2 separate regions of the Homo sapiens genome follow, and region 2 is linked to region 1. A link is a loop called in an ENCODE intact Hi-C map of the cell type or tissue named here. Cell type or tissue: heart right ventricle. All regions are shown on one strand. Links, peaks and the distances in the headings refer to the core of each region. The heading gives the core; the rest is flanking DNA. Region 1 holds the start of RERG-AS1 (RERG antisense RNA 1). Region 2 overlaps LOC105369673 (a long non-coding RNA gene).

Region 1 (9,374 bases), core at 2,418-4,917:
TGCCTGCTTTTTCCTTTTTTTAATTGCTTGTTTTATATTCTTTATTTAGTTTTTTCCAGTCTGAATATCTCTTAGCTGAGTTTCTTATCCCAATTAATCATTTTATACATACACTGGTTTCTTTTCCAAGTCTCTTTGTAAAGCAAGAATCAATATGAGGTGTCAGTGTCTAAAGCCTTCACACTTAGCAACTTAACATTTTAAAAAATGAAAATATATAATACTACAATTTCATTTAAATTAACTATTCTGAAGCTCCTCCATCAAATATTAGGAAAGACCCTTTTAAAGTTTAATACATTTTTAAAATTCTAGGTATGAAAATTCTGTTTACATAATAGTCTTTAAGTTGCTGTCTCACCTAAATAAGACACAGAGGCAGTGTTTATGAATATGATTGCCGAGTGAGATTGAGACAAATTTCAACCTACATTGATTGTCCTATTTGGCAGGAGACCAACGAGCTGCCACATAATGTACGCACCAGAAGACTGGCTATGTTCTTTGGCCATCAGCGGATGTCCATGGTTGCTGCCTATAATTGCAGTGTTTTTCCCATTCTGCAAATTTCTCATTAATCAGGTTACTTTAGCTATTTGGCCAAATTTTCCTCGAAGAAAATGAAATACAATCAATCCCTGATTCTTTTCTGATTATTAGAGACACTGCTCTCCTTCATAAGGAACAATAATCAAAGTAGAATTTATATTTGGCTTCATAATGCAATATGTGAGTTTTTCCAACAGATTTGCCCTCTTAATTGCTTTGGTCTGGCAAACTTTAAAAGGAACTTGCCTTACGTGGATGGCAGTATGAGGTTGTCCAGAACTGAACCGGGTGGTTGGCAATCTGAACAAAGCTTCTGTGCTTTATTGATTGCCAGGGAGACTCGGGGGCTAAATGGCAAGCCAAAAGACAAGGATTCAGAATATATAACTGTACTAGTTTGCTAGCACTGCCTCAACAAAGTACCACAAGCTGGGGGGCTTAAACAACAGAAATTTACTGCCTCATGCTTCTGGAGGCTAGAACTCCAAAATCAAGGCGTCAGAAGGATTGGTTCCTTCCAAAGTCTGTAAGGGAGGATCTGTTCCCTGCCTCTGTCCTAGCTTCTGGTAACCTCAGGCCGTCCTTGGCTTGCAGATGGTGTTCTCCTTATGTTTCCATATCATCTCTCTGTGTGTGTCTGTCTCTGTGTCCAAATTTCCCCATTTCATAAGAACATAGTCATATTTAATCACTTAGGGCTTACTCCAATGAAATCATCTTAGCTTGATCATCAACAAAGATCTTATTTTTAAATAAGGTCACATTCACAGATACTAAGATTAGGACTTCAGTGTCCTTTGAGGGGACACAATTCAACCCATAACACTATCTATCTTGAAAAATCACCAGAGAGGATAATTTATAGCCATTGGTAAAATTTATGCAAATCATACAATTTCCCTTCAGTCAATGCATTTATTCTGGGTGCCATATTTAGATGATAGGCTGCCAAAAGTAATGCACCGTGAATATTCTTTTTCTTTATATTATAAAAGCTATTCAATTACTCCTGGATTTTCCAGGAACTATGGTTCTCTAGTTCCTTATAAATCTCAATGGTATTTTTCTGAATCTTACTGCTTTCCTTTTATTTATAAATACTAGACTCTCCCACTTTAAGCAAATTTCTAAAGACTGGGGTAAAAGATCTCTTTTGTGAGCAAAGTGCATGTCTAGGGCCCTGTTATTTAAGAAATTTAAGATCATCAATTTCAAACATTCAAAGCCTATACTGCTGGTTCATATTTTTCACTATCCAGAACAGTAATCTTCACAATGGTTAGCTGTGTTCTCTAAAAGTCGCAGATAATTGTTATCACATTTAAAATCAAGCACCCATCACAACTCCCCAGTTCTTTCTTTTAGGAAAACCTAAAGAAACCTTGGATGACCTTAAGACTCTATGGAAAAGCTGGAAAAACACTGACCCAGAAAACAAATGTGTAACAAGTCACATTTTTTCCATTACTTAAGGGAAATTGTGGTGCGAATTTTTTTCTTAATCTCTCTGCTAAGTGTAAATATGTGACTCACCCGAACTACCTCATTCTTAGACCATAAATATTAGGAGTGATGACTTATAAGGGGCTCATGTTCATGTGTGGTAAGTAAATACTTGTCTGCACATATTAATTTAACAAGAAAATGGCATTTTCCTAAGTAGCATAACATCAGAAACAGTAGAGAATTTAATATAAGTAAAAAGCAGTGTTATATTTTAAGAAAATTACTATGATGAAAGAATTCATTTTTTTCAAAGAGTAATATAATAATATTAGGCTTTAATACCTAAGAACATGCATGCTAGATCTGGTTCCAATCCAAAAAAGTTCTATGAAACTTCAAATACCATGTGAAGGTTAACTTTTAAAAATACATTTCTTCAGAGCAAATTTCTATTCCTAGTCCATGCGAAACCACAGGGTGGTGCTCCAGCTGGACTGGTTTCCTCAATTCAAGTTATCCTTGTCCAGTTTCCTTCTTAGGGCACTGCTACATGAAAACCTGATGTGTTCTGTGTTCTTGCAGCAAACTCCTACTGTGTCCTATCTTGGCTCAGGCAGGACAAAATGAAGCTCTCCATCTCTAGGAGGTGGCTTGCTTCAGAGCCTTCTCTGTCCAAAACAAGAGTTTTTTCCATATTGTTTCTCTCTAGGCTTTTGAAATTAGAGGGGAAACACTATGGATAATAGCTTCAGAAAATATGAAAAGCTCACCTATTACAGCAGATGGGACTGAAGTATCAGTCCATATCTAAGGCAGGTGAATTGGTGCATTTGAAGCATTCCAAGTCAGTAGGACAGCCAGAAATATGAAATGAAAAGCACTAGTTTTCCTTAGCAATGAAATTTTGACTCCTATGACTTTGCTAATGCTGTGTTCTGCTTTCCTTTCTGCCTATTCTATTTGTACAACCTTCTGTGCCTTCCTCAGATGGCTTTCCAAAACATCTGTGGGCAATATTCCCTTCACTGAACAGCAATGGTACTTTAAGTGCAAAACAAAACAGCATTTACCTTTTGCAATTTATAGTTCCTGGGTTATTTCATGTGCCTTGTGGTTATCTCAGGAGCCCTTTATTAATCTCCGAACTGTAGGCAAGAAGGTGGTCTTGTTGTCATGGTAATAACTTCAGTACTTAGCACATGGAACGCAGCATTTATTGTAAAATACTTTTCCAATCAAATGGTTGCAGCAGTTTTAGAAGTCATAACAGTAAGGGTAGCATGCAGTTCATGAATTCCTTCATCAGGAGGAAAAGACTGACCTGATTTATAAAGGAAAAGGAAGCATAATAAAAGTGGAATTCTGTTAACCTAACCATATTAGTTCTCTTTGCTTAGAGTTAGGGGGTGTCCAATCTTTTCCAAGAAAACTTTGTATATTCTGGCAGTGCCCTCTGGTGGATGATTTACTATGATCCACTACCATTCAGTTCCTGGACATTACATTTCACCTGAAAGATTTCTACCTTTTGTTACCACTTAGCATTTTTCCCCCCATCTCAAGATGAATAGTGTTTTCTTTCAAAGTTTCTTGAATATCTACATCTACAATCTACAACAAATGCCACTGGATTGTGGTTTGTAAGGAATATCTAAGGTGAATTCCAGCAAAGTGAATATCAGTTTCTACCACTTATTACTTTCAAAGTCATTAAATTGCTAATATGGGTGCAATTTGGCTGTTGCGTGGAAACACTTGGCTTGGGTATGTTTATGTAAATGGTTCAAAGCTGTGGACTGTGTATCTGGCAAGCTGCTTCTAAGAAACAAAGGAGAAATAGGCATGTTTTCCATTTAAAAGACATGTGGTTCTTATTGACTTACCGAGATTGGTTTTTGTTTTTGCTTTGTTTTATTTTCAAAGTCAGTTTTCCACTCTAAGATTAAGTGTGTTCATTATAGAAAACGTAGAAAATACAGAGGAAAAAAATCACCCATAGTCACAACAAAACCAAGACTGATTTTGGATGTAGCCTACGGAGGTAGAATGCTCCCCTGGGGTAGATTTTAGAAACAGGCTGTAGTGGACCAAAGGGGAGCATGGCATTAAGTTTCCACAAGCTGTTTTCTGTATTTATAAAGTACAATAACAATATTGCATGTATTATGTACTTTCATTTTCTGTCTCAAATTAGGTATGGAGATTGCATAATAATAATAGCAGCCATTTATTTAGCACAGAATTTCAAAGCCTAACCCTAGAGTTGCCCTTTGCCTCCTGGTGAACAGCAGTTCAGCCCACACTCAATTCTTCCCTATAACCTCCCACATCTCTGCCAGGATTTATTCTTGTAATAGTAATAACTGTTGTTTAACAGGTCCTCATTACACAAGAGAATGCAGCGATTAATATGCAGCCTGTTTGAATTCCAATTCTGGCTTTTCCACCTAATAGCTGAGAGATCTTGGATGAGTAATTAAAGTCTCTGCTTCAGTCTCCTTCTTTGTAAAATAAAGGCCCTGCCACACAAGGTTTTTTGGAGAAAACTAAGTCCCTAGAACAGATCTGGGAACATAAATGTTAGTTATCATTGTTAACATATTACGATGATATATTAGACATGATACTAAGTTCCTTATTACGCCATTTACTCCTCATAACAATCCTATGAGTTAGATATTCTTTATCCCTGTTTCAGGTAATGAAAATGAAACAGAGAGCTCCAATGACTTGCCCAAATCACACGGCAAGTTACAATGTTGAGCCTAGATATGAGCCTACATTTGACGGTCTATAAAGTTTCAGCTCGCCATCTTGTTTTGGCTCTGATAGGTTAGCTATTATTTTGCTTGTTTGTTTAATTTGTATTGAAGTATAAAATATATTTAATATATAAAAATGCATATTACACAGTTTACACTGTGTAAATATTCCCAAATGAAAAACTCCTGAGATATCATCACTGCATCTTTACCAGATCCCATCCAAAGGTGACTACTAAGCTCCCTTCTAATATCATAGCTGTGGTCCAAAAGTGAGCAGTCTTGGCCTTGTACCTACTCTCCCTCCCCGTCCTTTCCCCCAGTAGCCTTCAGGGGGGTTCACAGACCAAAGTAGCATAGTAGGAGAACCACTGTCTATACCCTGCATATGCAAATGCATTCATCTCAGTGGGTTGTAACTCTCAGGAAGGAAGGATTCTAAGGCCATAGAGCGCAAAGGAAAGTATGACATGATCGATTAGTAATGTCTATCATAGTCACGAAACGAGGATGGTGGAGATCTGTAGGCTGGTCCTAGACACCATTTATGAACAGAAACAACTTTTCTTTAAAGTATTTTATTTTCTACCATTTCTAAATCCAGTATCCATGTGAATTGGCATGTTGGCATAATCATGCTGTTGGCTATTTAGTACAAATAGGCTAAATATTAACCTAAGAATCATCTATGTGCATGTAACTTTCTGCATTTGTCCAATAGATCTTTTGAGAGAAATTACTGGAAGTGGAATTCCTTTCATTAAAGTCTCCACCCTCTTCTATAGAAGTAGCACTTTTCCCCTCCAGTATGCAACACAGGTCACATTCTGCCATGAACTAGTATTGTTAATGAACATCTTTCTCCCCATCAGAACTGCAAAGCCCTTGAGTACTAATTCTGTCTTGTGCTTTCATGTATCATCCACCTCCCCTCCCACCAGTGCCTAGCACTGGTGTTTTCTTTGTTCATAGTAGATGTGGATACATTTTTTTGGCTTTAAATATAAAGATACATTTTACTATTAATATTTTAAAATATGTTAAGAATTAAGTATCAGAATTCAGTCTATATAAGGAAAGCCTGAGATGAAGTGATAAAAAATAGATGAAAAAGTCTTGATTTTTCAGAAAGAACAAATAAGCAAATAAACACAGCCCTGTTTTTCTCAGTCACTATTAGATATTGAACATTAAGAGTTAAAGGACTGCAGGCTGGGCGCGGTGGCTCACGCCTGTAATCCCAGCACTTTGGGAAACCGAGGCGGGCGGATTACGAGGTCAGGAGATTGAGACCATCCTTGCTAATACAGTGAAACCCCGTCTCTACTAAAGAATACAAAAAATTAGCCGGGCGTGGTGGCGGGCGCCTGTAGTCCCAGCTACTCGGGAGGCTGAGGCAGGAGAATGGCATGAACCCAGGAGGCGGAGGTTGCAGTGAGCCGAGACGGCGCCACTGCAGTCCAGCCTGGGTGACAGAGCTAGACTCTGTCTAAAAAAAAAAAAAAAAAAAAAAAAAAAAAAAAAAAAAAAACAGAGTTAAAGGACTGCAAATGAATTTAATGAAACTATTGCCCAAATGATTGATGTTCATGTACAGACCAAAATTTCAGTGCTAAATAGACATGTTAATAATGATGCTGGAATATACGAGTATTTAAAAATCTCCAAATTCCTGGGGAATTAGTAGTTGTAATAAAAGTGACTTCTTCTCATTCACTTCATGACTCCTTAATGTCTCTGCACTTGCTTGGTATCAGCGGCTTATTTAACAAGTCACTGCACATAACTTGTATTCCTTAATAATTAATACACTTAAAGTTTCCTATGCTTACATGGATAGAAATGTTTTCCCAGTGTCTTAAGTTTGATTCTTGCAACACTCATCTCTGTGTTCTTTCAGAAACAGGAGGCTCACTGTAGCTGACCAGCACTGGCATGGTCCTTCATTTGCTGTTTGTTTTTTAGGTCATTTCCCCCCCGCATTTCTACCTTCTTTATTCGCACCTTCTTTATTCACACCTTCTTGTTTTATTCCAATTAACATTCCCAATCTTCCTTTTGAAAATCCCAGAAGTCCCCATCATGGCCAGTCTGCCTAGCCTTCTGGGTGTCTTCTGACTTTATTACTTATAGTTCACTTGTAATTTGTTTTGTTTTGAATCCACCTACATACAGCCTTGTATTTTGGATGTTTTCTCTCTCTGGCTTTTTTCTCTCAGGTCACGTTATCTAAGAATATATTCCACTCACTCCCTGGGCTATAAGGATATAATTACACTGGTCAGAAAGACTCCCTGGCTTTGGTTTGCAGAATATGACCTTACATAAATATTATATATCAAAATGATTAAAATCTAGGTCTGCAAATGAACATCATTTCAAATTTGCAGTGTTTTCTTGCGTCTAACCACTCTGTAAGTGGAGATTCGAGATTTGGACACTCTTCCATGTTATTCTGGGAGAATCTGATATATGTTTTACATGTTTCATGTACATGGATTAATATTATCCATTAAGACTCACAGATGTGCTGTCCAATTCCTGAGACTTATTTTTGATTGTATAGAACTGGTAGGATTCCTTTGAATTTTAAATAAACATACATTTTCCCAAGTAGTAAACAACTCCATGGTCTCTCTCTTTTTGGTTCAACATCTAAATACATAAATTTCTTATAATCTACCTTTTAGTTTGCTCAGCTCTGATCCTTAATTGAACATTCTGGGTTAATATTGTGTTTGTTGTTGAATGTTCCTAAACAAGTTGTCACATTTTGAAACAAGTGTTCTAGATTAGTGGGCATAATTTCAGATACATGTTCTCTATGTATATGTATTTTAAAACAAAGTTTCAATTTCCTTGCTGCCCTCGGTATTCTTAAAAATAAATATACTTATGTAGAACTACAGTTAGAAAGTGATTCCAGTTTTTCTCTATCTTTATTCAGATTGTTTTGTACTGAATTAAGTAAAAATTTTTCCCCCAAATACCCATCTCATTTGGCTTGTAAAGACTGTTTTAGTGAAAGAATGTTACAAAATGTTTTTTTGCTGAAAGCAAATTTTACAACAGAAATGATGTTCATTTGCAAACCTGGATTTTAATCATTTAGATTTCTAATATTAATGTAAGGTCATATAATTCTGCAAACCAAGGCCAAGGAGTCTTTCTGGTCACCAGTATAATTATCAGTTTCATCCAATGTTTACTAGGGGTTGGTGAATTCATTTTGTTAAAATGAGATCTGGCATGAACCTTTACTCCAGGCTTAACTGAAATAAACATAGCCTTAAATTTTTTTTTTTTTTTTTGGCTTCACTGAATTAGATTTAGAAGCTGGACACAATCAAAAGCTTTAGAATGTCAAAGAGAAGGCGTTTTTGAAGGAGATGTAGGCTTTCCTTTTAAGAATATTTGAATAAAACCTAAATAAAAATGAAACCAAAGAGAGGGATTGTTAATGTAATATTTCCAAGTTGATGTGCTTAAGGCTAATCTGCATGCGTTTGTACTGCTCTCCAATCCAATGCAAAGGCCAAATCGCTGAAAGTAAACAGGACTTGGGAAGCTGCCTGCTCAGGAATTCAAAGACTAGCTTTCATTCTGCGCTTAACTCACAGTTGTCAGTTTAGATGGGTCCCATGCTCTGTGCCTGGGAGAGAGTGATTCACTTTACATGCTTTGGTTCTAATGCAAATGCAAAGAGTCATATTGCACCTTACACTATAGTACAGTAAATTGAATAGCCTGACCTTTCAAATTGACAGTCCCAGATTTGATTTCCAATAGGGCAGCATGACTAGCTGTGAGAGCATAGGTTAGCTACTCAAGCCATGTAAACCTCAGTTTCCTCATCTGTGAAAAGGGAATAAAATACCGACCTTATTTTGCAAGGACATTGTATGGAAAGAATGTATAGAGTGACTATGTAATTTATCATGCAAATCAGAAGTTTTGAGAGTGAAAAGGGCATTATTAAAAATTATGCTGGGATGATGTCTGTAAAATATGGCTATCCCAGACCAGCCAGGAATATAATATAAAATAACATAATACAGTATTACTATAAATTATTACATTAAATGTAAAATACATATCATGTTTACCATAAGATAAGGAGCCTGGCATATTGTAGCACTTGGTTTCAGTTCCTTCATTTTTTATTTTGAAACATTTAAAGTTTATTTATCACTTTTGTGTATTATGGCATTTGATAATCACAACAGTCTTGTAAGGCATTTCATTTTATCAAGTGTTAAGACTCAAAAAGCGTTACTACTTTTCTTGAGATTCTAAAGAGAATAACAGAGCTAGGAGAAATCTAGTTTTATCTTTCCAAGCATAGTGTTTTGCTTTTCCCTGTACCACACATTTCTCCCAAAGGGCTTGTAAACACATTATCTATGCAATTATGGGTTCATGTGTCTGGTGCAAATTTCTCAATCAACCACCGTAGGCATGGAAAGCAACTGTAACTGTACTTTTTCTTAAAATGAACTAATTTCTATCTTAATTTTTATTCTGTGTTCTGATATGAAAGTTGAAATAGTCCATTTTACGTGAATTCAGCCTAAAACTTCAGATTTTTGTTAGTGGGTTTACGGCCAATTCAGCCAC
Region 2 (9,374 bases), core at 3,643-6,142, 120 kb before region 1:
TCACATCGATAAATATTGGCTTCCTTCCTCGGCCTCCGTTAGTTTTTCAGAGAAATGAAACTTTGTTTCCTGGTGCGTGCCTAGTGATAAATATATTCTTTATACAAATTTTTAAATTCTGCAATGCTGTAAAGAGACCATCATGCCCACAAGTAACCAGCTTTAGTGAATGAGCTGACTTAACAGGCACAACCTGAACACAGTCTTATGTTTTTCTTCCAACTACTACCTTCGGGTTTGCTCTGTCTTATTTGTCTTCATCCCTTAATGTATCTTGGTGATTCCACAGTTTTCCAGTCCCTTTTAGGTATTATAAGAATATTACGGCCGGGCGCGGTGGCTCACACCTGTAATCCCAACACTTTGGGAGGCCGAGGTGGGTGGATCACGAGGTCAGGAGATCGAGACCATCCTGGCTAACACAGTGAAACCCCGTCTCTACTAAAAATACAAAAAATTAGCGGGGCGTGGTGGCGGGCGCCTGTAGTCCCAGCTACTCGGGAGGCTGAGGCAGGAGAATGGCGTGAACCCGAGAGGCGGAGCTTGCAGTGAGCCAAGATCACGACACTGCACTCCAGCCTGAGTGACAGAGCGAGACTCCGTCTCAAAAAAAAAAAAATATATATATATATATATATTTTTTATATATATAACTAGTTATATATATAGTAGTTATATATTACTATATAAAATTACTAGTTATATGTAATATATACATATATTTTATATATATGCGTTTATATGTATATATATATTTTATGTATATATAAAATTAGTAATTTTTAGGTATTAAAATGCCTCGTCAAATAAAAATAAGACTTTTATCTCCCCTTTAGTTCAAAGCTTTTCTCCTTCTCTCAGCTTAGCCCTACTCATGGCCTGGGGACATGGAGTGGGGAAGGGAATGTGATCAGGGCCACACCTAGCACAAAGGACACCTGAGGATCTTCGGCTCCCAGTTAGGTGGGACAAGAGGGGAATTGGCTGGATTTCAGCAGCTGCTTGGGCCCCCTCACCAGACTCCTTTGTACAGGATGGATGCAGCTGAACGGGATGATGTTTCTGGAAGCTTTTGCTTGTTATTTGTGCCAGCTTTTTCACTTCTATTTCCCCGAATTTTATTTTGCTTCTGTTTCCAGACTGTCCAATAAGAGGCTTGTAGTCTTCTGAACATGGTGATTGGTTTAGGGACTAGTCACATGATTCCGTTAGGGCCAATCAGAACTAATTCTGGGATTTATATTGAAGCACCTTTAAAGATATACTCCTTTTTTTTTTTTCTCCTGCTGTGGTTGCTCAGAAGATGAAGCTACTGCCAATCATTTTGCTACCACAAACAGATACCCTGAAAATAAGATCAGCGCAAATAAAAAGCAGAACTAAGAGAGGAAGAGAGTCTTGACAATATCATATCAATACTCAGATTTATACATGTAGAAGCTAAGCCTCCTTATACTTCCTGATAATATTAGTTCTGGTTAGCACAACTTTCATGGTAGCATTCACTATCATGGAATGGTATTTTATATGGTAAATGTTTGTGTAGATGAGTGTTATATATACTCATCTAATCCTGACAACCACTCTGTTAGGTGTGTATTAATATCTTCCATTCTATAGATGAGAAATGGAGTAATAAGGAGGACACCAAAGTTTGTTCCAAGTCACATAGGTAGTAAGTAGCAGAGCCACGATGAAAACAGAAGTCTCAAGCTATGCTCCTGACCTGACATCATATTGGAGGATTTAACTTGGCTCTACCAATGTTGTTTTGAGTGCACACAGACACAGGACTTAGGAGAGAGATCAGAACTCAATGCAGAGCTGAAGCACTGAGAAAGCTAAAAGCAAAGTCACTCTGGGATAACAGGCAAAGTAAGAACTTGGCATTTTTCAGGTCTATTGGAGAAGGCGAAACCTTATAAAAGTATTGATGACAAAATCTAGAAGCAATTACAATTTTACATACTGAGAATCTTTTACAAATCGTGATAAAGGTTTTGGTACAAGAAAATGGGGTTGCAACACGAACTGGATCAGAACAGCATAGAAAATCTGGAGAAAATTCAATATCACTTTTAAAGCACAGGAAAAAACCCAAATGCAGATTGGCCAGTAACTAACTGAGACATTTTGTCTGCTATCTTATATTTTTACTTGTTCCGGATTTTATATATATATGTGTGCGTGTGTGTGTGTGTGCAGACACATATGTACACACACGTCTGTATAAAATATATATGTGAAAAAAATGCATATATGTATATATGTATAAATATATATATGTTCACACACACACATATATATAGAAAGAGTGAGGTTATGAAGTAAATTGCTCATATATACTATATATTGTATATGAACAATTTGTATATGTATATATACTAAATAAATGACTATAACTCTTATTCCATAATAGGGGTTTGATCTTTGGTCTTTCTCAATATATCACTAACTGGATGTTAGGAAATCCCAAGTTAATGAAATCCTTCTGGTATTGCTATCAAAAGACTGGATTGTTTATTCCTTGCCTGACTTTTGCAGCCTAATTTAAATACTTAATATAAACAATATTGACAGCTAATGGAATGCAATTTCAACAGTTTCTATCATTCTTTAGTAGAAGGGTGTAGGAATGAATTAATTTCCTATCACTGCCACAACGCATTACCACACATCTAGTGGCAAAGAAACAACACAGATGTATTAACTTGCAGTTCTCTAGATTAGGAGTTTGACATGGGTCTCACTGGGTGATATGGTTTGGATCTGTGTCCTCATCAATATCTCATGTTCGATTGCAATCTCCAGTGTTGGAGGTGGAGCCTGGTGGGAGGTGATTGGATCATGGGGGCAGTTTCTCATGAATGGGTTGGTACCATCCCCTCCATGAACCTCCCTGCAACTCTCTTCCTCCTGCTCTAGCCATGTGAGACATGCCTGCTTCCCCTTCGCCTTCCACCATCATTGTTAGTTTCCTGAGACCTCCCCAGAAGTGGAGCAGATGCTGTTACGCTTCCTGTACAGCCTGCAGAAACATGAGCCACTTAAACCTCTTGTTTTCATAAATTACCTAGTCTCAGGCATTTCTTTATAGCAGTGCAATAACGGACTAACATATTGGGCTAAAATCAAAGTGCCCTCAGGGCAGTGTTTCTTTCTGAGAATTATTAGGAAGAATCTGTTTTCTGGCCTTTTCCAGTTTTTAGAGGCTGCCCTCTTCACTCCTGGCCCTCTTTCTCCATCTGCAAAGCCAGCAAAGTCAGGCTGAGCTTCTTCTCATGCTACCACCTCTGGTGCTCTCTCCTGATTCTCTCTTCCACTTTTAAAGATCCTCATGATTACATTGGGCCCACCTCAATAAGCCAGGCTAAACTTTCTATTTTAAGGTCAGCTGATTAGCAACTATAATTTTATCAGCAACCTTAGCCTGACTTTGCTATGTGATATAGCATATTCACACATTCTAGGGGTTAGAATGAGGAAACAAAACATCATAGGTGTTTTTACATTCTGTATTTGCATGAGCTTCAAATACATGAAAATTATGCAGATCAGCTTCTTTATTGTGAATCTAGTTAATATTGTTTACATTTTTAAAAGACTAGTATATAAGATTCCTTAAAATGGTACATTTGATATCAGGTATCCTGGGATCAAATAAAATATTTCTATTATTTTTTATTCATTATTATTTCTATTATTCTACTACTATTATTATTACCTATTATTTCTACCTCAACTCATCCAGTATTAATTATCTTTTAAAAAAATTATAATTTCTTTTAATGAGTTGAACATTGTGATTCATTAATGATATGTTTATTTAACAGTAGGACATGTTTGTGGAAGATGATGTTTGTGTATGTAGTACTTGAATAAATTTTCTCACATGACACATAACATTTGATAAATTAGGAAATAGAATACAGTAGAAAAGATGACTAAATGATGTTATTTTGTAAAAATCGTAGACTTGACCGTTTTCTTTTATAAGCGTCTAATCATTCTCATGCAAAAGAAGAGAAATTCCATTATCCTATCTCTTATTCTAGCTAGAAAGTATACAACAGTGTGACTTCCAGCATAAAACAGATGAAGAAAATAATTGTTGACCAAATACACAAAGATGAAAGGAACATTAAATCTATAAAATCAATTTATTTGTACATTATGCTCAATATTCTTTTTTGCTCATCTATTTAATTCCATATGTATTCATTGAACACAAGGCAAGGCCCTCTTTAGTAATGAGGCACTATTGAGAAAACAGCTCCCAGGCAATAAAAGAGGTGGACATATATAAATGATGCTGATATGAACCAGCTGTGATAAATAGTATGACAGAAGTGGAAATCTTACTAGTGCACAAGCTGCATGAAGGCAGAGGTTTTACTAAACCCAAAGCTAAGAAATATACTCAATGATATGAATAGAATGTGCTATGGGAATATAAACAAGAAAACACAAAATGCCATGAGACAGCAGAGAGAAAAAAGGCTTAGACACCACGATTTTGGAAAGTTTCACACATTCAGAATTTAAGAAAAAATTGAGAATTGAAATGGGTTTCATGCTCCACCCTTGACTTCTAAAAATGTTATTATCCCTCTCTGACACTAGGTGGCACTACAGATGCAGGCATGGGCAGAAACACGTGAAAGATTTGTGCCTACCTACTTATGATGGGATTCTTCTGCCTCCTGCTGCACTTTGCCTGGGGTAGCCAGACTACAGGAAGACAAATGCTGAAAGGAATAATATCAGTGGGGATTTTGTTCAGGAACAGGAATTCTATCCCAAACTTGGATTTTAATCAATATTCCTTTGATTAAAGGTACAATTTTTAAATTAAAAATTTTCAAGACTTTAAGTTTGAATTATAAATCTTATTTTATTTTTACATTTAGTAACTTTGAAAAAATGCTTTTCTGAATTTGATATGTGAGATCAAATTCTTTTTCAAACAACACCATTTTATGTATTTAATAAAATTGCCTTGGATATGTTAAACTACAATGACAACTTTAATACATCTGTATTATCTCAAATGTTTAATTGACTAAGATATATACAGATTTTATTTTAAACACTCAAATACAGATCTAACAACATCTTGCTAAGTACTGAAATTGTAGAAATTGTAAATCAAGTAAATCAGACTTACAAACATAGTAGATCAAATTCTTCTAAGCATTTCCCAATGGCTTGAGGCCCAGACCACACACACAACACATCATGATTCCCTCCCTACTAACTAGACTAAACTGGAAATGATGCTATAGGCTCTTTTGTATGGTCACATTTTTTGTTTCCAGTGAACAGGGGCTTTCTAAAACTCAGTCTTTTCCTCTGAAATTAACTGCTTAATTTTATGTTTGCAATGCTGTGCCTTTCTCCTAGGTAACCTGTCCCTGACATTCAAAGGGGATTTTCCCAGCACTTTGGGAGGCCGAGGCGGGCGGATTGCCTGAGCTCAGGAGTTCGAGCCCAGCCTGGGCAACATGGTGATACTAAAATACAAAAAAAACCCAAAAAATTAGCAGGGTGTGGCACCTGTAATCCCAGCTACTCGGGAGGCTGAGGTAGGAGAATTGCTTGAACCCAGGAGGCGGAGATTGCGGTGAGCCGAGATCATGCCACTGCACTCCAGCCTGGGTGACATAGCAAGACTCTATCTCCATTAAAAAAAAAAAAAGGAGGGGGGTGATTTTCAGGTCCTGGTGCTTATAATCCCTTTTCTATAATTATTGTGTTATCTCTTCATATAGGCCTAGTGTGTGGTGATGGAATTTAGAACTCCTTCCTTAGGTTGGTTACATCCCTTTTTACTTTCATTGTATATGTGCCTCACTCATCCACACTTTACGGACGTTTAATTAATACAAGCCTATAACTTCCCTTTTATCCTAGAGCAAGGGAAGCAAAACTGTGTCTCAAATAGACTTCCCAGCACTGGACACCAGAGTCAAGAGGCACAGGTTTGAGCCTTTGATCAAAATGGTGCCAGACATCCAAGTCTCAGCAGTTGATCCTGAAATATGGTGAACTCTTCCAGCTTTGAACTCACTTCTGCTTTCACATGTTGTCTGCCCACCATGACCAAAAGTATCAGACATTTTTGTCTGGTACCAACAGCATCAGAGACTATCAGAGATCATATTCACTCAACCCTGTAATTCTACACAGAAGGGATCTGTGGTTTCTCTGTTGACCTGGTGGGCAGTGGTGGAGTTAGGACTAGAACTCAAGTATTATTTTCTTTCTCTGCAACTCCACTTGTATGAGATGCTGGTTTATAGGGACAACTTTTGTCTTATGTAGTTATAGAATATTAAAGAGTCATTTTGTCTAATCCACTTATTACGTAAAAGAAGAATCAATTGCCCCAAGAAGAATCAATTGGCATAGCTAGTGACCTTAGGGAATGACTTGATTTTGTGAGCTTTAATGATAGCTGCTATTTATTGAAAAAGTACCATGTACTAGAAATGTAACTGCTGTTTTCCATGTATAGCAATAATATTGTGAAAAAGGTATTATTGACTAATTAACAGATTAAGTAATTGAGACAAAAAGTTAGTTAACTTCTTTAAGGTAAGAAAAGAGATGAGGAGTCCAGGCGCGGTGCCTCCCACCTGTAATCTCAGCACTCTGGGAGGCTGAGGCGGGTGGATCATCTGAGGTCAGGAGTTCAAGACCAGCCTGGCTAACATGGTGAAACCCTCTCTCTACTAAAAATACAAAAATTAGTCAGGTGTGATGGTGCACAGCGCCTGTAATCCCAGCTACTCGGGAGGCCAAGGCAGGCAAATTGCTTGAACCCAGGAGGCAGAGGCTGCAGTGAACCCAGCATGCCACTCCAGCCTGGGTGACAGAGCAAGACTCTGGGGAATAAAGATGAGGAATTAAACTAGCGTTAACTCTTCTGAACTTGAAAGCCTCTCTATTATTAGCATTTTTGTTTAGTTTTAGTTTAGCTGGATTTTTTAAAAATATAGGACTTATCAGGAGTTTATTACCAAATTGTTATGGAAGTTATTTATAATCTCTTATCTAGGTAGTTTACTGATTTTTAAGTCAAATTTCAATTGACTGTCTGATATGGTTTGGCTCTGTGTGTCCCAACCCAATTCTTCATGTTGAATTGTAATCCCCATGTGTTGGAGGAGGAGCTTGGTGGGAGGTGATTGGATCATGGCGGGGGGGCCTCCCCCTTGCTGTTTTTGTGATAGAGTTCTCATGTGATCTAGTTGTTTAAAAGTGTGTAGCACTTCCCGCTTCACTCTCTCTGTCTCTTGCTGCCATATGAAGATGTGCCTGCTTCCCCTTCGCTTGCAGCTGTGATTGTAAGTTTCCTGAGGCCTCCCCAGCCATGCCTTCTGTATAGCCTGTGAAACTGTGAGTCAGTTAAACCTCTTTTTTTTTAATAAATTACCCAGTTTTGGGTAGTTCTTTATAGCAGCATGAGAATGGGCTAATAAACTGTCGTTCAATAATTTATATGACATAGGCCCCTGGATGGGGTCCTACAACAATGGCTTCTATTTATCTACAAGTAGACAGAGTGAGAAATAATTTTTATGTTCTAAGATTTCTGGAATACATCTTAGGATGTAGCCTCTGCATCTAATGGCATGTGGTGTAGGAGTCCATAGATAGGTAATCCTGGGCTGATGCAAGTGTTCAGCAATGCTTATTGGGATTTGGGTTTGGTCCAAGTTCTGCTCCACAATCCATGATATGTTTGCTTTAGTCCCCATGCTTGCTGCATCACACCTGCCAACATCTCCACAACATTCTGTACAAGCAGAAAAGATCCCTTTGTGTCAAGAAAGCAAAAGTTTTCCAAGCAGCCCTACCCAGCAGACTTCCACTTTTGTCTCTCCCCACTTCCATAGAGGCTCCTTAAGTTACTAGGGGGAAGAGAATTATGAGGAAGGGTTGGCTCAGGCATCACACAGAAGATTTTGGATTACCAAAAACCTCTGAAATTTAGAAAAAAAAAAGAGTGATCCTGAGGTAAAAATGCAATGATAAATTCCGAAAAGTATAATCCCATTTATATCCTTATCACTTCAGCAGAACCAGGAAATAGTTGCAGGCCTGCCCTCTCTAGAGCACTATGCCAAGTTGAGTGAGAGGCCAACTCCACAGAAGAGGGATAGTCTATAATCTGTCTCACAGAGGGATTCGTTCTTGAGGATGCATACTTTCACATGACAGTTTTTTAGAAGTAAATCAAGGTAACCACTGACATACTCATTCGCACTAAGTTGAATGTAGAAAATTTCTTCCTCAAGTTTTAGAGCAGACCTCATTTATGCACATTTTTGTATGAAAAAATATATACCTTAAAAGTATATAAAAAAGAAAAAGTATAATTGCACAAGCATGTCAAACAACGACTGGCACAAGGGGAGCAGATACTACTAATTCCTTACCAAATATCTATCTTCTTCTTTTTTCTTAAACAGAATCTTGTCATTGTTGCTGTTTTTACTCTTCTGGACTGTGCATTTAGAGGTAGGCAAGTGACAAATTTCTACCTAAAGATTGAAGCCATTGGGTGGGACTTCCCCAAATAGAAAACAAAGATTAGAATTTTTAAATTGTGAAATATAACTAGAGAAAAACAAATAATGTGCTGATTTGGTTTAACAAATAATCATAAAGCAAACACTTATGTAACCATCTGTATCATATTTTAAAAATTTTGTTTGTGATGGTCATCCGTATTGTTGTGCGTAGCTTTACTTTTTTTTCATTGCTGCAAGAAATACAGTTGGCCTTCAGTATTCATGAGACATTGGTTTCAGGACTGCCCATGGATAACAAAATCAGCACATACTCAAGTCTCACAGTTGGCCCTGCAGATATGAAAAGTTATACCTCCCTATATAAGGGTTTCACATTCTGTGAATATTGTACAGTATTTTTGATCCACGTGTGGATGTGGAACCTGCCCATACAGAGGTCCTACCGTTTTTACTGAAAAATAAAATTCCTATGTAAGTGGACCCATGCAGTTCAAACCTGTGTTGTTCAAGGATCAACTGTATACACTGATCTATTTATTTACTTTGCTATTGATAGATTTAGTTTGTTTCTCATTTAGCTTCTAATTACACGTTTGTGTATGTATCCTGGGTGACTAGAAATCATTATACACACTGATTAGTCACTAGGATATACACCTGACAGTAGAATTTCTGAATTAAGAAATAATGTATACATTTAACTTACCAGATGATATCAAGTTGTTCCAAACTGTTTGGAAAGTGGTTGTCAAAAGTAGTAGATGACAGGATAGTTCTATTGCTCTACATCCTCACCATTCATTGATATTTTTGTACTATTGCCAATCTGATCGG

What was found. Peaks named below come from ENCODE experiments on the same cell type or tissue, not always from the same donor. Only the 100,000 strongest peaks of a DNase experiment are listed, where the experiment ranks them.
Region 2: a loop joins it to region 1, with 4 times the contacts of the local background. A loop is called at or near these places in 31 of 110 quality-filtered maps.

What each region holds. Positions count from the first base shown.
Region 1 is chr12:15,145,762-15,155,135 of GRCh38, reverse strand. The region is part of intron 2 of RERG (RAS like estrogen regulated growth inhibitor); the gene reads left to right. It overlaps RERG-AS1 (RERG antisense RNA 1), which reads right to left and starts at 3,213. Exons shown (of 3, transcript NR_046559.1): 1 at 3,066-3,213; 2 at 796-896. In heart right ventricle, for the core only: CTCF peaks have their summits at 2,467 and 3,451 (motif pointing left); a DNase peak (open chromatin) is centred at 2,509; H3K27ac peaks cover 1,160 bases.
Region 2 is chr12:15,264,392-15,273,765 of GRCh38, reverse strand. LOC105369673 (a long non-coding RNA gene) reads left to right here. Exons shown (of 3, transcript XR_007063224.1): 3 at 4,624-4,827. Among named protein-coding and RNA genes, the nearest start is that of RERG, 48 kb to the right of the region's middle. In heart right ventricle, for the core only: a CTCF peak has its summit at 4,611 (motif pointing right); a DNase peak (open chromatin) is centred at 4,678.